Regions from separate parts of the Homo sapiens genome. Here region 2 is linked to region 1. A link is an interaction called in ENCODE POLR2A ChIA-PET data of the cell type or tissue named here. Cell type or tissue: A673. All regions are shown on one strand. Links, peaks and the distances in the headings refer to the core of each region. The heading gives the core; the rest is flanking DNA. Region 1 overlaps LOC124903699 (a long non-coding RNA gene). Region 2 overlaps CES4A (carboxylesterase 4A).

Region 1 (11,812 bases), core at 2,065-10,064:
GTGAGTTAAGCACTATGTGTTGGGAGGGATATGAGTGGTGAGCAGGTGAGGGTTACACAAAGGGCAGGGAAGGGGCTATGGGAGCAGATGAGAGGGGAAGACCATGTCACTCAGCAAAGAAATGCAATTCTGGTCAGGCGTGGTGGCTCACGCTTACAGTCCCAGCACTTTGGGAGGCCAAAGCAGGTGGATCACTTGAGCTCAGGAGTTCGAGAGCAGCCTGGCCAACTGCTGAAACCCCGTCTCTACTAAAATTACAAAAATTAGCTGGGTGATAGTGGTGTGCACCTGTAATCCCAGCTGCTCAGGAGCCTGAGGCAGGAGAATCGCTTGAACCCAGGAGGCAGAGGTTGCAGTGAGCTGAGGTCGCACCACTGTACCCCAGGCTGGGCGACAGAGCGAGGCCCTCTCAAACAGAAAGAAAGGAAGAAATGAAATTCCAACCAGTATTCCAAATCAGATAGAAGGGAACAGCATGTTTGAGGCCAAGGGAAGGGCAAGTGTGCAGGCTCAGAGGTGAGAGAGAGCCCAGTGTGGTTGTGGGGCTCAAAAGGCTCAAAGGGGCTAGAGCCCTGGGGGAAACCTGGGACCCCCTCCCCAGGCTGACGGGGAGCTACCAAGGGCTTATAGTAGAGGAGGGGCAGGGCCAGGCCTGCAAATGGGGAACATCCCTGAGGAATGCGGATGGGCAGGCAGGAATGGTGGCAGGGAGCAAGGGGTGGCCTGTGTCCAGGCGGGAGGGGACAGGGTGGAGGGAGGTGGGAGACAGAGGGCTGGATGAGAGAGATTTAGGAGGTGGTGCCCAAAAGACAGTGTTTGGCTGTTCAGGATAGAGAGGAGACCAGGGCATATCCCTGAGCAGAAAGTGGAGCCTTCACTTGCTCTGGGAACCCTACAGGGAGCTGGCCACATTGGACACGCAGCATTGTGGGGTCCTGGAAGGAAAATCTAAGGGGGCATGTGCCTTCAGGCCCAGGCCCTGCACACGCACAACCCCAAGAGGGGGTTTTATTTTTATTTTTATTTAATTTTACTTATTTATTTATTTATTTATTTATTTATTTATTTATTTATTTATTTTTGAGACGGAGTCTTGCTCTGTAGCCCAGGCTGAAGTGAGTGGCATGATCTCAGCTCACTGCAACCTCCGCCTCCCAGGTTCAAGCAATTCTCCTGCCTCAGCCTCCCGAGTAGCTGGGATTACAGGTGCGCACCACCATGCCCGGCCAATTTTTGTATTTTTAGTAGAGATGGGGTTTCACCATGTTGGTCAAGCTGGTCTCGAATTCCTGACCCCAAGTAATCCACCCACCTGGGCCTCCTAAAGTGCTGGGATTACAGGTGTGAGCCACCGTGCCTGGCCCTAGAGTGCTTTTTTTTAAATGTGCATCCTCACCCTAGTCCCTAGTCCAAGTCCAAAAAAGTGCCCAAGGGCAAGTTCACAGTTGGGCTTAGAGACCAAGTGATGATTGTGACCCAGATGAGACAGCGGCAGGAGCCGGAGACAGACACTGGGGGTGCTGAGGAGTGAGGGGAGGTGAGAAACTGGGACCTCACATGCATAAGTTTAGTTGTGAAGGGGGAGAAAGGGACAGTGGAGGGGGCTGCGGGGAGATGGAATGTCCGAACACCCTTGGGAAGGAGGCCCCACTGCAGGGCCAGGAGGGGCTGGTGGTGCATGTCATCAGCTCACTTTGACCACAGCTCCTGTCAATGTTACTATACCAGAAGGGAACTCCCAGGCCACAGGGCACTTTTGGGTCTTAGATTAACTTTGACCTCAGTGATCTGGGGAAGGGAGAGGCTTGCTCTATGGACCCCCCTCCCACTCCCATGCTTAGGGCAAACCTGTCTCCGGAGTGGGGAGGAATGGGGTATACAGGAGGAGCAGGCCAAATAGAGAGTTACCCTGCAGGCGCCCCTGGCCTGATCTAGGTAGGGGCCATTTTCTCCCTCCACTTTTGAGGAGATGGTGAGGAGAGGGAGAGAGGTGTCTGGAGGACAACATTTGCTCAGCTTGGAGGCAGGCAGCTGTGGTAACAGGGAAGCAACGCCAGTAATGTTCCTGTTAAAGCAGGTAAAGGGCCTGAGGCAGACGTCCAGCTCTCCCTGCGATCCAAGAACTGCTGTTACCCCATTTTACAGATGAGGATGATGAGGCTCAGGGAGGTTAGGTAGGCAGGTCACAGAGCAGGATTTGAACCAGGATCTGTCCAGTAACTCTTCTACTCTATACTAGAGCAACTGGGCTCAAAGGAGGGTGGGATGGGTATGGTGGTGGCCATCTGGAGGTGGCATAATAGCCCCAATGCTGCTAACTGTGCCAGGGACCCTGTCCAGCCCCTCCCAGGGATGGTGGCATCACAGGCCCGGCGCTGCAGAGGACTTGGAAAATGGGAGCTGGTTTTATAATAATTACCCCGAGACTGCCAAGAATCCTCACTCCCTAAGTCCTTTCCCTTATTCACTTTTTAAATTTAAAACTATTTTAAAGCTGAAAGTGGCCTCCTTATGTTATAATTACAGCCCCAGATTTGACCCTATTATATCCAAATGGGATGTCCCAGCTGGATCCCAGCACACCTGGCCTCAAGGGACCCAGGACTGGGTCCTAAGTCCTCATTCAGGACAAGATTTTCCCCTGGAAGTGATGCTGGGGACATTTGGGACACCCAAGACAAGATGAGCTCTACTTGCTCCCAGGACCCCAGAGGGGCCCTCCCTGGGCAGCCAGTGGTGGCCCTTGGATTGATCCAGGCAGGGCTGTGGGCCTGCCAGCAGCCACAGCCTGCGGAGTCTGTGCCCAGGCAAGGGTCACAGTCTTCCCTCCAGTGCAGGCTGTGGGCCCCAGAGCAAGTCCCTTCTATGGGGCGGGCCTCAGGAGGTGGGATGGTTGTGAAGATCTGATCCCCCTGAAGCTCCTTCTGCAGAGGGCTGTCTTCCAATCCCATGGTCACCCTATAGCTGCTGCTGTTGCAAAGGCTTGGGAGTGTCCCCTCATGGCTAGCGCTGGACACATACCCACTGGCGTGCTCATCTGTGGGGAGAGTGATCTGTGGACTGAGCAACAGCTGGAGACAGGAACAGAAATAGGTCTGAGGTGGAGGTTGCAAGATAACCTGATAGTTGATGCCTGGGAGGGAGCCACAGCTGATGTCAAAGCTAAGAGGGGTTGGAGCAGGGCAGAAGGCTTTCGGATGCAGTTGGAGCTGGCCTGGGGTTGGGGAGAGAGGTCAGACAACAGCCTGAGCATCTTGGGGATCCTCTCGCATCCATGGGTCACAACATCAACTCTGAGGCCACCCTCAAAGGCCAAATGTACTGCTGGTTGGTCAAGACTCGGGGGGAGGAGGAGATGTGACTCTTTGATCACGAAATGTTCTGGCATTTATCCTCTAGCCAGAAGCAAGGCCTGGGGAATGTATCTCTTTTGAAGTCTTATCTGCTCACAAATCCAAGGGCCCACTTACCCGGGTCATACCTGGGTTTTGCACCATCTGTCACTCAAACCCTCTGAAGCTTATTTCCTCTTCTGTAAAATGGAAATGACGTGTGAGCCATTTTTGTAATTTAAAATTTTCTAATACTGATATAAAATATATAGAAAGAGACATAAGGCCGGGTGCAGTGGCTCATGTCTGTAATCCTAGCACTTTGGGAGGCTGAGGCAGGAGAATCACTTGAGCCTCGGAGTTCAAGACCATCCTGGGCAACATAGCAAGACCCTGTCTCAAAAACAAAAATGTAGCTGAGCACCGTGGCTCATACCTGTAATCCCAGCACTTTGGGAAGCCGAGGCGGGCGGATCACCTGAGGTCAGAAGTTCGAGACCACTCTGGCCAACATGGTGAAACCCCATCTCTACTAAAAATACAAAAATTAGCTGGGCGTGGTGGTGTGCACCTGTAATCCCAGGTACTTGGGAGGCTGAGACAGGAGAATCGCTTGAACCCAGGAGGCAGAGGTTGCAGTGAGCCAAGATCGCGCCACTGCACTCCAGCCTGGGCAACAGAGCAAGACTCAGTCTCAAAAAAAAAAAAAAGAAAAGAAAAATGTAAAAAGAAACAAGTCATTTAAATAATGTACTTAATTTAACCCAATTATATCCAAAATATATGCATTTTAATCTGTCACTAATATTAATAGAAAAAAACTAATGAAATATTTTACATTTTTTGTGCTAAGTCTTTGAAATCTAGTGTGTGCTTTACGCTCACAGTACATCTCAGCGTAGGGCAGCCCCATTTCATATGCTCAAAGCCTTATTTGTCAGTATATAGTTGGACATCTTTTTTTTTTTTTTTTTGGGACAGAGTTTCGCTCTTGTTGCCCAGGCTGGAGTGCAATGGTGCTATCTTGGCTCACTGCAACCTCAGCCTCCCGGGTTTAAGCAATTCTCCTGCCTCAGCCTCCCGAGTAGCTGGGATTACAGATGCCCGCCACCACACCCGGTTAATTTTTTATATTTTTAGTAGACACGTGGTTTCACCATATTGGCCAGGCTGGTCTTGAACTCCTGACCTCAGGTGAGCCACCTGCCTCAGCCTCCCAAAGTGCTGGGACTGCAGGCACGAGCCATTGCACCCAGACTGCACATCTTAAAAAAAAAAAAGAAAAAAAGAAAAAAGTCATATGTGGCCCAGTATGGTGGCATGTGCCTCTAGTCCCAGCTATTCAGGAGGCTGAGGCAAGAGGATTGCTTGAGGCCAGGACTTCAAGGGTGTATTGCATGATGATCACATCTGTGCATAATCACTGCACTCCAGCCTGGGCAACACAGTGAGACCCCATTGCTAATTTTAAAAAATAAGAAAAAGGAAAAAAAGCCATATGTGGCCATTGGCTACCATATTAGACAGTACAGTCCTAAATGGATGTCACTCTGCTGGACAGGTGTCTGAGAAAGCCCTCTGGCTGGGCGTGCAGCCAGGCAAAGTGGCAGGAATGAGTCAGATCTGCTCCCGGCCTCTGTCCTCCACGAGAGCAGCCTCAGAACATTTGATGCCAAATTGGCTCCCTCTGCTAGGGCCTTCCTCCCCCAGGAAACCTCTCTAACCCCACTTCACTCCAGTGTGGCTGGCTCTGCCCCAGGCCACCCTGAAGGGCCTTTCCTGTTCCACTGAGAGAAAGGCCAAGACCCTCAGCAAGGAACTGACTGCAGAGGAGTGTTGGGAGTCAGGGGAGGTGGTAGTCCTGGCTTGGTTGAGATTTGATTAGTCTGGGAGGGTTTCCTGGAGGAGGGGCCCAGAATAAAGAAGCTGGCATTCCAGGAGAGGGGCAGAAGCCTCAGCTGCAGAGAGCATTTACCAGACAGAAAAAGAAGGCCTGGCTCTTGCCCAGCCTGTATCAACAAAAAGAAGAAGTGGGGCTGAGGAGACAGGGGCTCCCAGGCTGCAGAGATTTCAAATGCCAGGTAGAGCTTTACCCTTACATCCACAGGCCATGGGGGTCATTGAGGTCTAAAGCAGGGGCTGAGGACCTCCTGGGCTGGAGGAAGAGGACTCTTCCTGAGGCTTAGAGAGCACCAGGCATCACTTAGTTTGAATCCACCTTCTAACCCAGGGCTTGAGTGCAAATTCTGGCAAGTGCAATTCATCAACTTCTTCTGCTGCCTCTCCTCGGCCCTGCAGGATGGAATCATGCCTGGACCCTGGCAGTTTCCAGTTTGGCAGTCTATGAGTGTAACCTACATTCCTCCAGCTGCAACTCAAGTGCTTTTGTCTTCTGGGACATAGGAGGGTGAGCAGATGGTTCCTTTATTCCTACCAAGAGGCCCTCTTAGACTGGCATTGCGAGAAAGGCATAGGGGCACGTGAGCCCTGGGGGTCCCTCAGGTTTTTGGGAAGAACTTGAATCTCTTTCTCCTCCTCCTTTCTCAGCTCCTGCTCTCAGCATGAATGTCCAGACACAGGAGATACCAGAGGGCACACAGCCCTGTCTCTCCAGTTACCTAGACCCCCCAGGGACCTGGAGCATAGGCCCTTGCTACTGCTGATCTTGAGTGTTCAGGAGCAGGGTTTGGAGGTATAACTTCTTCAGCCAGAGCGAGCCATGATGGGGTCAGTATGCCATCTAGGAGCTGGGTGTCATGGCTCACACCTGTAATCCCAGCACTTTGGGAGGCCAAGACAGGCAGATTCCTTGAGCCCAGGAGTTCAAGACCAGCTTGGGGAATGAAGAGCAAGGCAATAGCAATGATTCTACAAAAAAAAAAAAAAAAAATACCAAAAACTTAGCTGGGCATGGTGACATGTCCCTGTAGTCCCAGCTCCTCAGGAGGCTGAGGTGGGAGGATTGCTTGAGTCTGGGAGGTCGAGGCTACAGTGAGCTATGATCCTGTCACTGTACTCCAGACTGGGCAACAGAGCAAAACTCTGTCTCAAACAACAACAAAAACAACAAGAACAACATCACACAAGCCATCTAGGGAATCCTAGGGCATCTAAGCTAATCCTATTATATAGATACAATAACTGAGGCCCAAAGAGGAAACAGTCTGTCAAAGTGAGTTGGCAGGAGAGCTAGGATTTATGACTTTTCACTCTATCCACACAGCATTATGTAACAGAAAGACCCCTGCCACTTGGCCAGGCTCAGTGGCTCACACTGGTAATCCCAGTGCTTTGGGAGGCCAGGGTGGGAGGATCACTTAAGCCCAGGAATTCAAGACCAGCCTGGCAACATAGCAAGACTCTGTCCCTACCAAAAATAAATAAATAAATAAAATTAAAATTAGCTGATGGTGGCAGTCCACACCTCTAGTCTTAGCTACTCAAGAGGCTGAGGTGGGAGGATAGCTTGAGCTCAGGAGCTCTGAGCTCTGATCACACCATTTCATTCCAGCTTGGATGACAGAACAAGATCTCATGAAAGAAAGAAAGACAGAAAGAGAGAGAAAGAGAAGGAAGGAAGGAAGCAAGGAAGGAAGGAAGGAAGGAAGGACGGACGGAAGGAAGGACGGACAGAAGGAAGGAGAAAGAAAAAAAGAAAGAAGGAAGGAAGGAAGGAAGGAAAGAAAGAAAGAAAGGAAAGAAAGAAAGAAAGAAAGAAAGAAAGAAAGAAAGAAAGAAAGAAAGAAAGAGAAAGAAAGAAGAACTCCCCGCTCCAAATAACTCCCTGGCAGCTTGTCATAGTGCCTGAAATCCTGCCATTGGATGTGCACTGTGCACAGGTAAGACATGGTTGCCTGATGAATGCAAGTGCCGCTGCGAAGGCCACAGTCAGTAACACCTTGTTGGGATGAAAAGGAGGATGTTATCGCCTCCTTTTCAGTCTGCTGTGTGAGCGCTTCGCCAGGCCTCAGTTTCCCCATTTGTAAAATGTGTCCATGGGAGTCCTGGAAGGCCTCAGGTAGAACTTGAAGGAGGAGAGAAAGTGGATTCCCTCCCCAGAAGTAGAGTCAGACTTGTGGCTGAGCTGGGGGGCAAAACACACAAGATCTCAGGCTATGGGTCACCCCATGTGCCTCCTAAACTGAAAGGGGCCACGGGGCTGGGGCAAAACCAGCAAGGGCTAATAACTGGAGGAGACCCCAAGCCCCCCAGACCTTAGTCCATCAATGTGACAGGACCATCTGTAGGCTGAATTTCCCAGCAGCCCAATAATAGGAGCGCAGAGCGAGATTTAATTGATTTACAGAAAATAAAGGCATTCTATGTTTTTCACATATCCAAGTTCGTGAACCATGACCCATACAACAACGAGGTCTGACTTTCAGAGAAGTCAATGCTTGGAAATGATTTCTTTCCTGGAGAGCGTGGCTCTAATGGTACAATTCCAGGCAGGGCCAGGTGAGCTGAAAAGATATTTTGGAGGCCGCCAAGCCTTCGAAGGTCTGGCCCGAGCACTAAATCCAGAAACCTGTGGTTTCTGGGGGTAGTGGAAAGACCCTGGAGGGGAACCCCTCCCCACTTTGCAGCTCTGGTCCACTGAGTGCAAAGAGGCTCACAGGCACCCTTTGACCCCAGGCTGGGGATGGAGTGCTCAGCGCCAACCTGGCTGCTTTAGCCGGCAGCAGGGGTGGCTATGGCAACTCCTAGGGGCTCAGGTCAGGGCATCAGCATCCAGTTTTACAGTCTTTGAGGCGCCTGCCTTGAGCCTGGCACCCCGTGAGGTCAGAGGTCATAGGTCATGATGCAGGGGTTTGGAGAAGTACCAGTGAGCAAAAATAAATGAGAGGGGGCCTGGAGAAAAATATCAGGTGTCTGTTAGCAGGCGAGAGCTTAACCACCTAAGCCAACCTTGCCAAGTCTTTGCTGTAAACTAAGACCCCTAGAGATGAACCCTCAGTATCTGAAGCACTCAGAACCTGCTATGGCCGGAGGTGCTGGGCTTTGCATTTCTTTTTCTTCCTTCTTTTTCTGCCCCTTTTCTGAAAACTGGGCTTGCAACTGTGGAAACGGAAATGAATAGCCAGCATTTAAGGTTCTGCTATCAGACCCAGAGCTCCTCACCTCTAAATATGTTTTTTAAGTTTTTTTCTTTTAACTTTGTATTTTGATATTTTATGTTTTATTTTTTTCATTGTATAGACAAGGTCTCAGTCTGTCACCCCAGCTGGCATCTGGTGGCTCAATCACAGCTCACTGCAGCCTCAACCTCCTGGTTCAAAGGATCCTCCTGCATCAGCCTCCCAAGTAGCTGAGATTATGGGCGCATGCCACCACGCCAGGCTATTTTAACATAATTTCAAACGTACAGAAAAGTCAAAAGAATAATACAATGAGAACAGGCATGGTGGCTCATGCCTGTAATCCCAGCACTTTGGGAGGCTGAGGTGGGCAGATCACCTGAGGTCAGAAGTTCGAGACCAGCCTGGCCAACGTGGTGAAACCCCGTCTCTACCAAAAAATACAAAAATTAGCTGGGCATGGCGGCACACACCTGTAGTCCCAGATACCGGAGAGGCTGAGGTGGGAGAATAGCTTGAACCCGGGAGGCAGAGGTTGCAGTGAGCAGAGATCGTGCTACCGCACTCCAGCCTGGGTGACAGAATGAGACCCTGTCTAAAAACAAAAAAACAAGGACATTCTCTTACATAACCACAGTACAAGAATCGAAATCAGGAAACTAGCATTGCTGCAATACTATTATCTAATCCACATACTTTGTTCAGATTTTGCTAATTGTCCTAATAAGGCCTTTATAACAACAACAACAAAAAAAAACCCAGACCATGCACTGCAATTAGCTGCTGAGTCTCTTTAGTCTCCCTTTATCTAGAACAACTTCCCAATCGCTTTGTCTTTGACCACATTGATAAGGTTGAGAAATACTGGTTAGGGCCAGGCGCGGTGGCTCATGCCTGTAATCCCAGCACTTTGGGAGGCCAAGGTGGGAGGATCGCTTGAGCCCAGGAGTTCAAGACCACCTCCGGGCAACACAGTGAGACTCTGTCTCTACAAAAAAAATTTAAAAATTAGCAGGGCATGGTGGTGCAGCACCCTGTGATCCCAGCTATTCAGGAGGCTGAGGTAGCGGATCTCTTGAGCTCAGGAGGTTGAGGCTGCACTGAGCCAATACTGTACCATTGCACTCCAGCCTGGGCAACAGAGGGATACCCTGTCTCAAAAAAAAAGAAGGGGAGGAGAGGGTAGGGAAGGGGAGGGGAAGGGAGGGGAAGGGAGGGAGGGGGAAGGAAGACAACTAGTTAGGTAGTAAGATATCCTCAAATTGGGTTTGTTTGATGTTTTTGCATGAAAATATTGAGGTTATTTTGTTGGAATATAATTAAAAATGATCAATTTTCAGTGTCATATCAATATCAATAGGCACTTGATATTGATTTGTACCTTTTTTGGTGATGTTAATTTTGATTTTAATTTTTTTATTGAAATGTAATATAGGTACAGAAAACTACATACCCTCCTTCTTTAAGGTTTTTTTTGTTTGGTTGTTTGGTTGGTTGGTTTTTTTTGAGACGGAGTTTTGCTCTTGTTGCCCAGGCTGGAGTGCAATGGCGTGATCTCGGCTCACTGCACCTCCACCTCCTGGGTTCAAGCAATTCTCCTGCCTTAGCTTCCTGAGTAGCTGGGATTACAAGCGCCCGCCACTGTGCCCAGCTAATTGTATCTTTAGTAGGGACCGGGTTTCACCATGTTGGCCAGACTGGTCTCGAACTCCTGACCTCAGGTGATCCACCTGCCTCAGCCTCCCAAAGTGCTGGTATTTCAGGCATGAGCCACTAGGCCTGGCCAGTATATACCCTTGATGCACTTTCACAACCTGAACACATCTGTGTAAGTAGGATCCAGATCAACAAAAGTGTATTTCCTGCACCCCAAGCCCCACATGTCCCCACCGAGTTATTACCTTCTCAAAGTAAACATCATCCTGACTTCTAAGAGTATAAATGATATTTGCCTGACTTTGAACTTCCAATAAATGAAGTCATTCTTTTCAGAAACCTCTTTTATTTCCGGATTTTTTGCTTATGTTTGTGAGATTCTCAGAGCCTACTTTTATATTAATAAATCCAATGCCTCCCATTATGAGCCTGAAATGAAATTCAAACTAATCTATGCACGCAATTTCAAAAAATCACTTTGATGCCTTAATTGTAATATAAAGGGCAGTAATTTATAATATATAATACAATATATGTATTTAAATGAATATAAATAAAATTGTATTTATAGGCTGGGCACGGTGGCTCACGCCTGTAATCCCAGCATTTTGGGAGGCCGAGGCGGGCGGATCATGAGGTCAGGAGATCAAGACCATCCTGGCTAACACAGTGAAACCCCGTCTCTAATAAAAATACAAAAAATTAGCTGGGCGTGGTGGTGGGCGCCTGTAGTCCCAGCTACTTGGGAGGCTGAGGCAGGAGAATGGCGTGAACTCAGGAGGCGGAGCTTGCGGTGAGCTGAGATCGTGCCACTACACTCCAGCCTGTGCGACAGCGTGAGACTCTGTCTCAAAAAAAAAGTAAAATAAAATAAAAAATAAAATTGTATGTATATACACAAATCATGTAATTTTAAATAAAAATAATATTTATGTCAGTATGTAAATGGTGGGGGACAACGCCACTAAAGATGTGATGAAGTCTTCTGATGTTTGTACCCATATTGTTTTTCTTCTTTTTTTTTTTAGAGATAGGGTCTCCCTCTGTCACCCAGGCTGGAGTCTGGTGATGCGATCATAGTTTACTGCAACCTTGACCTCCTGGGCTCAAGCGATCCTCCTGCCTCAGCCTCCCCAGTAGCTGGGGCTACAGGTGTGCACTACCATGCCTGGCTAATTTTTGTATTTTTTGGTAGAGATAGGGTTTCACCATGTTGCTCAGGCTGGTCTTGAACTCCTGGTCTCAAGTAATTCTCCCACACTGGCCTCCCAAAGTGCTGAGATTACAGACATGAGCCACCACACCCAGCCTGTACCTTATTTTGAAGCTCCATAAATAGCGGCTTCAGATGCATACCAGGCAGAGGAAAGTGAGTCTCTTTGCCCCCACGGTGTGAGTTTCCTAGATGATGATAACTCCTGGTAAAATTCTCAACACAAAGTACCATCTTCCCTCATTTCACATGATAATTGTATTCTTGGAAAATATTCTACATTTTAAGACTGTGCAAAAATCCCTTTGTGTTTCCAAATAAAACAGAGCAAGGTTGTAGGTTCAAATGATGATAAACAGATTGTTCATCAGATACCTGTAGAGACCTGGTTAAACAAAACAAAACAAAACAAAACAAAACAAGACTGGGCATGGTGGTTCACGCCTGTAATCCTAGCACTTTGGGAGGCCGAGGCAGGAGGATCACCCGAGGTCAGGAGTTCGAGACCAGCCTGGTCAACATGGTGAAACGCT
Region 2 (8,000 bases), core at 1-8,000, 140 kb after region 1:
AGAAAGTGGTGCTGGTGTTTCTGCAGCACAGGCTCGGCATCTTCGGCTTCCTGAGGTGGCGGGGCCGGTACCCTTTGGGACCGCAGCTGTGGCCAGAGCGGCGGGGACTGGGTGGGAAGGGAGGGGCGGGGCCTGGGGCGGGGATGGGGGGGGTGGGGCCGCGAGGCGGGGGCGGGGCCTGGCGCTCGGTGGAAGGGGCGGGCGCTCCATACCATCTGGATGGGGCGAGCTAACTCCAAGGAAGGGGGTGTGGTCGCAGGACTGGGTCTTAGAGGGGCAAGGCTGGGCTGGGTGGGGGAAGCCCAGGAGGGCAGCCCAACGCGCCCCGACTGTCGAGGCCCGGGACCCTGACAGTGAACCCCACACGCCCAGCACGGACGACAGCCACGCGCGCGGGAACTGGGGGCTGCTGGACCAGATGGCGGCTCTGCGCTGGGTGCAGGAGAACATCGCAGCCTTCGGGGGAGACCCAGGAAATGTGACCCTGTTCGGCCAGTCGGCGGGGGCCATGAGCATCTCAGGACTGGTGAGAGCAATGCCCAGACGGACCGAGCACAGACTTAGGCTCCTGCGTTCCCACAAATGTATGCTCCACTGCACAGGCCATGTGCAGATTTGCGTGTACAGGAACGTGCCTGCCACAGAAATGCTCTCGCCCCTGCCAAGGGTACAGCCCCTCATAGCCAAGGATGTCTCCTCTGTTGAGGGATAGCACTGATGAGAAAACTGAGCCCCAGGAAGGGTAGTGCTGAGGCTTGGGGTAATCAGTGAATCCAGGTGCTACCCAGCACCTTCTGCCTCTCCACATTCCCCCAGAACTCTATCCCCTGAACAGAGCCCACCATCTGCCCCCTGGGCAAGGCTAGGACCTCACACCAGGCCTGCAAGCCAGGGGCATGAGTTGACGGGCTTTGCCCCTGACTCCTGTGTGACTGCTGACCTGGGATGTGCCTGGAATGTGGGTGTACTGTAAGGTGCCCTGTGAGGGGCATATGGCTGGGAAGTGAACACATCACACAGGACATTGCTGGCCACAGTCATAATAATACTCAACAGCTGAGCACTTCCTGTGTGCCAGGCATTCTTCTAAGCACCTTATGTGTCGTCATCCATGTAATTCCTTCAATAGTCCAAAAAGAAAAGTACTGTTGTCTCCATTCTACAGATAAAGAAACGAAGGCCCAGAGAATTAAGCAACTTTATCCAAAATTCACTAAAAAGCAGAGGAAAAAAAAATTTTTTTTTTTGAGACGGAGTTTCGCTCTTGTTGCCCAGGCTGGAGTGCAATGGCGTGATCTCAGCTCACCATTACCTCCGCCTCCCGGGTTCAAGCGATTCTCCAAAGCAGGGAAAGATTGTAAGCAGCAAAGTGACATGATCAGATGTGCATTTAGAGAGATGGCTCAGCCTGCTGCATGGGACTGGGTTGGCAAGAAACAGGAGCAGAGACTCGGAGAGCTACTGGGAGGGGCAGGGATGGGGATAGGATATATCCTAGGAGAGATCATGGGGCTGGCTCTAAAGCAGGGGCAGGAAAGATGGAGAGCAGAGGATGGCTCAGAGTGATCCAGGAGGCCAAATGGGCAGGACTAGGGCAGCTGGGGTGTGGTCATTAGCAGAGATAGGGAAGGCCCCTGGGGCTGGGGGATGGTATGGGGTAAGGAATGCCACCCAGACAGGGATTGGCTGGAGCAGGTTTGGGGCATATGAAGTCTGAGGTATCCAAGGGACAGGATGGGAGGCCCTAGATGTACTTGTTCCCCCAACTTGGGCAGTGGAGAGAGGCTAACAGCTGTCAGCACAGGTAACAACCTGGGGAAACCATGAGGTCCCTTCCACCTACCCCTCATTTCTAGCCCTAAAGTAGAGGGAGACCACTTTTCCACACCAGCAGATTCCCTCCCCCAATCTCACATCCCCTCTGGAACCCACTGGGGCCCACTGTACAGACCAGAGGCAGGAATACCACTGGCTTTAGGTCTAGGACATCACCCCAGGACTCCTGACTCCCTCCCAGCTACTTGCCCTTCCTGGCTTCACTCAGGCTGCCTGCCCATGGCCAGACAGATGCCCAGAACAGCCCAGGTGTCTCTACTTGGGCATCTCACGGGTGTATTCCTCCCTGTTCTTGCAGATGATGTCACCCCTAGCCTCGGGTCTCTTCCATCGGGCCATTTCCCAGAGTGGCACCGCGTTATTCAGACTTTTCATCACTAGTAACCCACTGAAAGTGGCCAAGGTGAGTGCCTCTCCTTCCCCAGGGCTCAGCATGGAAGGGCAGGATGGAAGCACCACTGAGCATCCTTTCTTCTCTCTATAGAAGGTTGCCCACCTGGCTGGATGCAACCACAACAGCACACAGATCCTGGTAAACTGCCTGAGGGCACTATCAGGGACCAAGGTGATGCGTGTGTCCAACAAGATGGTAGGTAGAACATTCCAGCTGCCTGACCTGGCTGCCTGAGGGCCATCCTCCTATCCTGGTACCCAGCCACCCCCAACTACTTCCCCAGGGACCCTGTCTCAAGAGCACACGAGGGAGACTTCCTTTAACTCTGATCCCTTCCTCTCCCCCATAGAGATTCCTCCAACTGAACTTCCAGAGAGACCCGGAAGAGGTAAACAGGCCACATTCTGCAATTTGAGTATTTATTTAACACCTACTTTGTGCCAGGCACTTGGGATACTTAGGGAATTGTTCAGGCCAAGATCCCTTCCCTAGTGGAGCTGATGTTCCAGTGGGGAAGGAGAATAAACCCTATAAATAAATATATTATCCACCTCCTTAGAAGGTGATAGGTGAATAGCAAGGAATGGAGAGGGTAAAGGGGTTGGACATTTTGGGAGGTATGGACTTTTAAATAGAATGGCTAGAACAGGACTCAGTGAAGTGAAATTTAGCAAAGATTTTCAAGAGGTGAAGGAGTGAGCTATACAGATACCCGCGGCCATCCCAAGTCCACGTAATTTGGTCCTGCCTATCCTGCTCCCCTCCCACACCCATCCTCCTGGGGCTCACCATGCCAGCCCCAGCCTTTTCCCAATCAAAGAACCTAGGCTAGAGCAGCCTCTGAAGGGGCACCCAAGGTTGCAGGGACCCTGGGAGGATACTTGAGGAGACTGGCTGGAAATGCCCTTTGCCTTGTAGATTATCTGGTCCATGAGCCCTGTGGTGGATGGTGTGGTGATCCCAGATGACCCTTTGGTGCTCCTGACCCAGGGGAAGGTTTCATCTGTGCCCTACCTTCTAGGTGTCAACAACCTGGAATTCAATTGGCTCTTGCCTTATGTAAGTGAGTAGGAGTTCAATTGGCTCTTGCCTTACGTAAGTGAGTACCATAGTGGAGGCAGGGAAGGATGCCTCTTGGACGGTGCTGGGCACCAGGTCAGATGCCAGTAGCCCCTCTGTGGATGCCCTATGTTTGGGAGCCTCCTGTAGTCCCTGTACAGTGAAAACTGGCCATGAATGATGGAGGGGAAGAAGGGAGAAGTATGGCCTGCTGGAGATTTGAGGACCACAAATTCTCAGATCATAGTTTAGATGGGTTATGATGTTCATTCCCAAGCCTCTAGGCAACTGCAAATCCTGAAGCCCTCCCTTGCTCCTGGGTCAGGGTAGATGCCCCAACTCAGGATGGACCCCCACTCAGTACCACTTCAGCTCTGGCCCAGGTGGTAGTGATGAGCAGGATGGGAGCAGGGGGACAAGAGAGAGTCATGGGCCCTTCCTGGGCTGTGTGCTGTGTCTGATAACTCATCATTAGATGGGCAAGACCTTTGGGGCCTTTGTAGCTCTGGCCAGAATCCCTCCTAATGCTCAGGCCTGACCCACACTGGGGTCCTTGTCTTGTGAACAGATCATGAAGTTCCCGCTAAACCGGCAGGCGATGAGAAAGGAAACCATCACTAAGATGCTCTGGAGTACCCGCACCCTGTTGGTGAGGGACCCAGCTGGCAGGGGTGCTCAGTTCGGACAGGGTTGACCCCCCTGTTTTTTTTAACCTAGTAGCTGCTCTTTGCAAAGGGGCTCCCAGCCAGGGTAAGGATCTTTCTTGGAGGGTCTGGGGTTTGCTGTGGGATCAGATGACTGCTTACAGGTAAGGTGCTCAGGGTCACAGGGGCAGTTATGCAGCAAAATCAGGGGTTACAATCAGCAGAGACAGAAACTTTCCCAGGAAGCTCCCTTTCTCCCCCTCCCAGGCCAAAAACTCCTGGGGGGCTGAGCATGGATCCAAGTCACTGGTGGGCCCACCTCTGGCCCAGCTGGCACCCAGGCCTCAGGTAAGTGTGGCCTCCTCACTCAGAATATCACCAAGGAGCAGGTACCACTTGTGGTGGAGGAGTACCTGGACAATGTCAATGAGCATGACTGGAAGATGCTACGAAACCGTATGATGGACATAGTTCAAGATGCCACTTTCGTGTATGCCACACTGCAGACTGCTCACTACCACCGAGGTATGCAGGGTCCCCAAGAGTGGCCACACTGGCCCCGTCCACTCTCCAGGTGTGCTGTTTACCAACTGGGCTTATCGACTGCTCCCCTACCCTCTCTGTACTTCTGGGCTAGTATAGGATTCTAAGATATCACAGAGGAGGCAGCATGCTATCAACTACAAGAGAGGAAGGGGCCAGGCACGGTGGCTCACACCTGTAATCCCAGCACTTTGGGAAGCCGAAGTGGGTGGATCATTTGAGGCCAGGAGTTCTAGACCAGCCTCACCAACATGGTGAAAACCCATCTCTACTAAAAGTACAAAAAAATTAGCCAGCTGTAGTGGCGCATGCCTATAGTCCCAGCTACTCAGTAGGCTGACGCAGGAGAATCGCTTGAACCTGGGAGGGGGAGGTTGCAGTGAGCCGACATCACACCACTGCACTCCAGCCTGGGCAACAGAGCGAGACTCCATCTCAAAAAAAAAACAAAAAAAGTATAAGAGAGGAACTGTTCTTCCTTAGGAACAAGGGCAGGACCTCAAACAGTCCAGAGGAGAAGCCTGGGGTGGTCAGGGAAGGCTTCCTGGCTGAGAGGACAGGCTTAGGGGCACCTTGAAAGTTCAGGCTGACTGGGGCTAGGGGAACATGTGGGTAACAGGTTAAAGGGGGGGGGGCTGGAAAATGCAGACACCAAAGACCCTTCAATATGAGGCCAAGAAAGGAAGGTTCAGAACAGGGAAAAGGAAGGCTTCCATGATCCTGGCCACAATCCTGTGAATTAGGTTTTAGTATTCTCAGTCTGAAGATAAGGAATTATTGATACAATTCAGAAAGGTAGAGCAACTTGCTTTAGGTCACACAGTGAATGAGTAGTGCAGACAGGATTCAAGTCTGCCCCCTTGATTCTGAAGCCAAAGCTCTTTTTCCTGCTTGGTGCAGGTGAGTGGGAGGCATGGGGTGGATGAGAAGCCTAGGCAGAGGCTTTTCCTGCATCCCTCCTCAGTTTCCCTATTCACAGATGCCGGCCTCCCTGTCTACCTGTATGAATTTGAGCACCACGCTCGTGGAATAATCGTCAAACCCCGCACTGATGGGGCAGACCATGGGGATGAGATGTACTTCCTCTTTGGGGGCCCCTTCGCCACAGGTGCAAAGGTCCCACCTGATACCCCAACTGGGTGTCCAGTCTCCCACCTCTGGATGCAGACCCACCCCTCCATTGGCTGGCCACAGGGAGCTCACCAGTTCCTAATCTGTTATGCTCTCCCAAATGAAAGTCTTCTGCTCCGGAAGCAGCAGAAGCAGCAGGAGTAGGGTGGGAGGTCAGTGTCCCCTGCTCTGTCCGAAATCCCACATCCCATTCTGCCCCCAGGCCTTTCCATGGGTAAGGAGAAGGCACTTAGCCTCCAGATGATGAAATACTGGGCCAACTTTGCCCGCACAGGGTGAGTCTGCCCCCCAGCACATCTGGGCATTCTACCTGCCCAGTGCTGGACCTGAAGAAGCCAGCTGCTTCGGATATTTGCCCCAGCATGTCCTACAGGAACTGCCCAGTCGGCCCAAACAGGGTGCCCCTTCTTCTTCAGCTTTCCTCAGTCAGTCACCGGATCCTAAACGTCTCTAGAATGTGTCCTTCTTGATCCATGACCCACACTCTTCATTCACTCAAGCATTCCACAGTCATTCACCACTGCACTCTTTTGGGCCCAGCCCCAGTACTGGGAGCTGGAATTCAAGGATGTTGCAGACATGAGCCCCATCCTCCAGCAGCTCACCACATAAAATCAGGAAATTACAATCTGGTACGCTGAGAGCTGTACTGGGGGAGCACAAGGCACTTTGAGAGCATAGAGGAGGTGTCTGGCCCAGCCTAGGGGGCAGGTGACATGTAAAGAGAGCTTTGGCTAGCCTTGTGACTATTTTCTTAAAGTCTCGCTCTGTCACCCAGACTGGAGTGCAGTGGCGCAATCCCAGCTCACTGCAATCTCCGCCTCCCAGGTTCAAGCGATTCTCCCACCTCGGCCTCCTGAGGAGTTGGGATTACAGGCCACCACGCCTGGCTAATTTTTGTATTTTTGTAGAGGTGGGGTTTCACGTTGGCCAGGCTGGTCTTGAATTCCTAACCTCAAGCTATCCACCCACCTCGGCCTCTGAAAGTGCTGGGATTACAGGCATGAGTCACTGCGCCTGGCCTCTCTCCTTTCAAATCATCCTCCTTATGACACTCAAAGTGTCTTTCTTCTTCTTTTTTTTTTTAAATTTTTTTGAGACATGGTCTCACTCTGCTGCCCAGGCTAGAGTGTAGTGGTGCAATCACAGCTCACTGCAGCCTTGACCTCCCAGGCTCAAGCAGTCCTCTCACTTCAGCCTCCCAAGTAGCTGGGACTACAGACACATACCACCATGCCCGTCTAATTTTTTTTTTTTTTTGAGACAGAGTCTCGCTCTGTCACCCAGGCTGGAGAGCAGTGGTGCAATCTCAGCTCACTGCAAGCTCTGCTTCCCGGGTTTATGCCATTCTCCTGCCTCAGCCTACCGAGTAGCTGGGACTACAGGTGCCTGCCACCATGCCTGGCTAATTTTTTTGTATCTTTAGTAGAGACGAGGTTTCACCATGTTAGCCAGGATGGTCTCGATCTCCTGACCTTGTGATCTGCCCGCCTCGGGCTCCCAAAGTGCTGGGATTACAGGTGTGAGCCACCACGCCTAGCCTAATTTTTGTATTTTTTGTAGAGATGAAGTCTTGCTATTTTGCCCAGACTGGTCTCCAACTCCCGGGCTCAAGCAATTTTCTCACCTATGCCTCCCAAAGTGTTGGTCTTACAGGTGTTAGCCACCATACCCAGCCCAAGGGGTCTTTCTGAAATAACATCTGACCAAGTCACTCTCCTGTTTAAAACTCTTCATGGCTTCTCTCTGCCTCCAAGATAAAGTCCCAGCTCCTCAACCTTGCGTGAAAGGCCTTTCAAAATCTTTCCTATGTCATCTCCTTTCCACTTTGATCCCTTTCACACACTCTCTTTTTTTTTTGTTTTTGTGTTTGTTTTTGAGACAGTCTCGCTCTGTCACCCAGGCTGGAGTGCAGTGGCGCGATCTCGGCTCACTGCAATCTCCACCTCCCAGGTTCATGCTATTCTCCTGCCTCAGCCTCCCGAGTAGCTGGGACTACAGGCACCCGCCACCTCGCCCGGCTTTTTTTTTGTATATTTAGTAGAGACAGGGTTTCACCATGTTAGCCAGGATGGTCTCGATCTCCTGACCTCGTGATCCGCCCACCTCAGCCTCCCAAAGTGCTGGGATTACAGGCATGAGCCACCAGGCCTGGCCACACACACACTCTGTTTTTACCTAACTCTTGACTTGTGCTTCCTCCAAAAGCCTTGGTCTTTTATATCTCTCAACCTGGCACATACTGTTTGCTCTGCCTGGAAGGCCCACCCCAATACACACTTTCCTACTCTTTATTAAAGTTCTAAGTATCATCTCCGTAAAGCCCTCTGGAACCCCAAGTCCCAAGGGCAAATTAAACGAGGGAAGGGTGAAAGAAAGAAGCAGGATGAAAA

Evidence for each region. Peaks named below come from ENCODE experiments on the same cell type or tissue, not always from the same donor. Only the 100,000 strongest peaks of a DNase experiment are listed, where the experiment ranks them.
Region 2: POLR2A ChIA-PET joins it to region 1 with 14 read pairs; 2 of 35 experiments call an interaction of 5 or more read pairs at or near these places.

The regions. Positions count from the first base shown.
Region 1 is chr16:66,854,207-66,866,018 of GRCh38, forward strand. It overlaps LOC124903699 (a long non-coding RNA gene), which reads right to left. Exons shown (of 4, transcript XR_007065088.1): 2 at 3,482-3,532. Among named protein-coding and RNA genes, the nearest start is that of CA7, 16 kb to the left of the region's middle. RefSeq lists silencers at 4,906-5,106, 10,828-11,021. In A673, for the core only: no CTCF peak of the experiment used is centred there; a DNase peak (open chromatin) is centred at 6,505.
Region 2 is chr16:67,000,936-67,008,935 of GRCh38, forward strand. CES4A (carboxylesterase 4A) reads left to right here. Exons shown (of 14, transcript NM_001364782.1): 4 at 1-55; 5 at 373-526; 6 at 2,135-2,239; 7 at 2,321-2,425; 8 at 2,580-2,618; 9 at 3,149-3,289; 10 at 3,858-3,938; 11 at 4,305-4,458; 12 at 5,456-5,584; 13 at 5,810-5,882. Among named protein-coding and RNA genes, the nearest start is that of CES4A, 16 kb to the left of the region's middle. RefSeq lists an enhancer at 71-972. In A673, for the core only: no CTCF peak of the experiment used is centred there; a DNase peak (open chromatin) is centred at 236; H3K4me3 peaks cover 114 bases.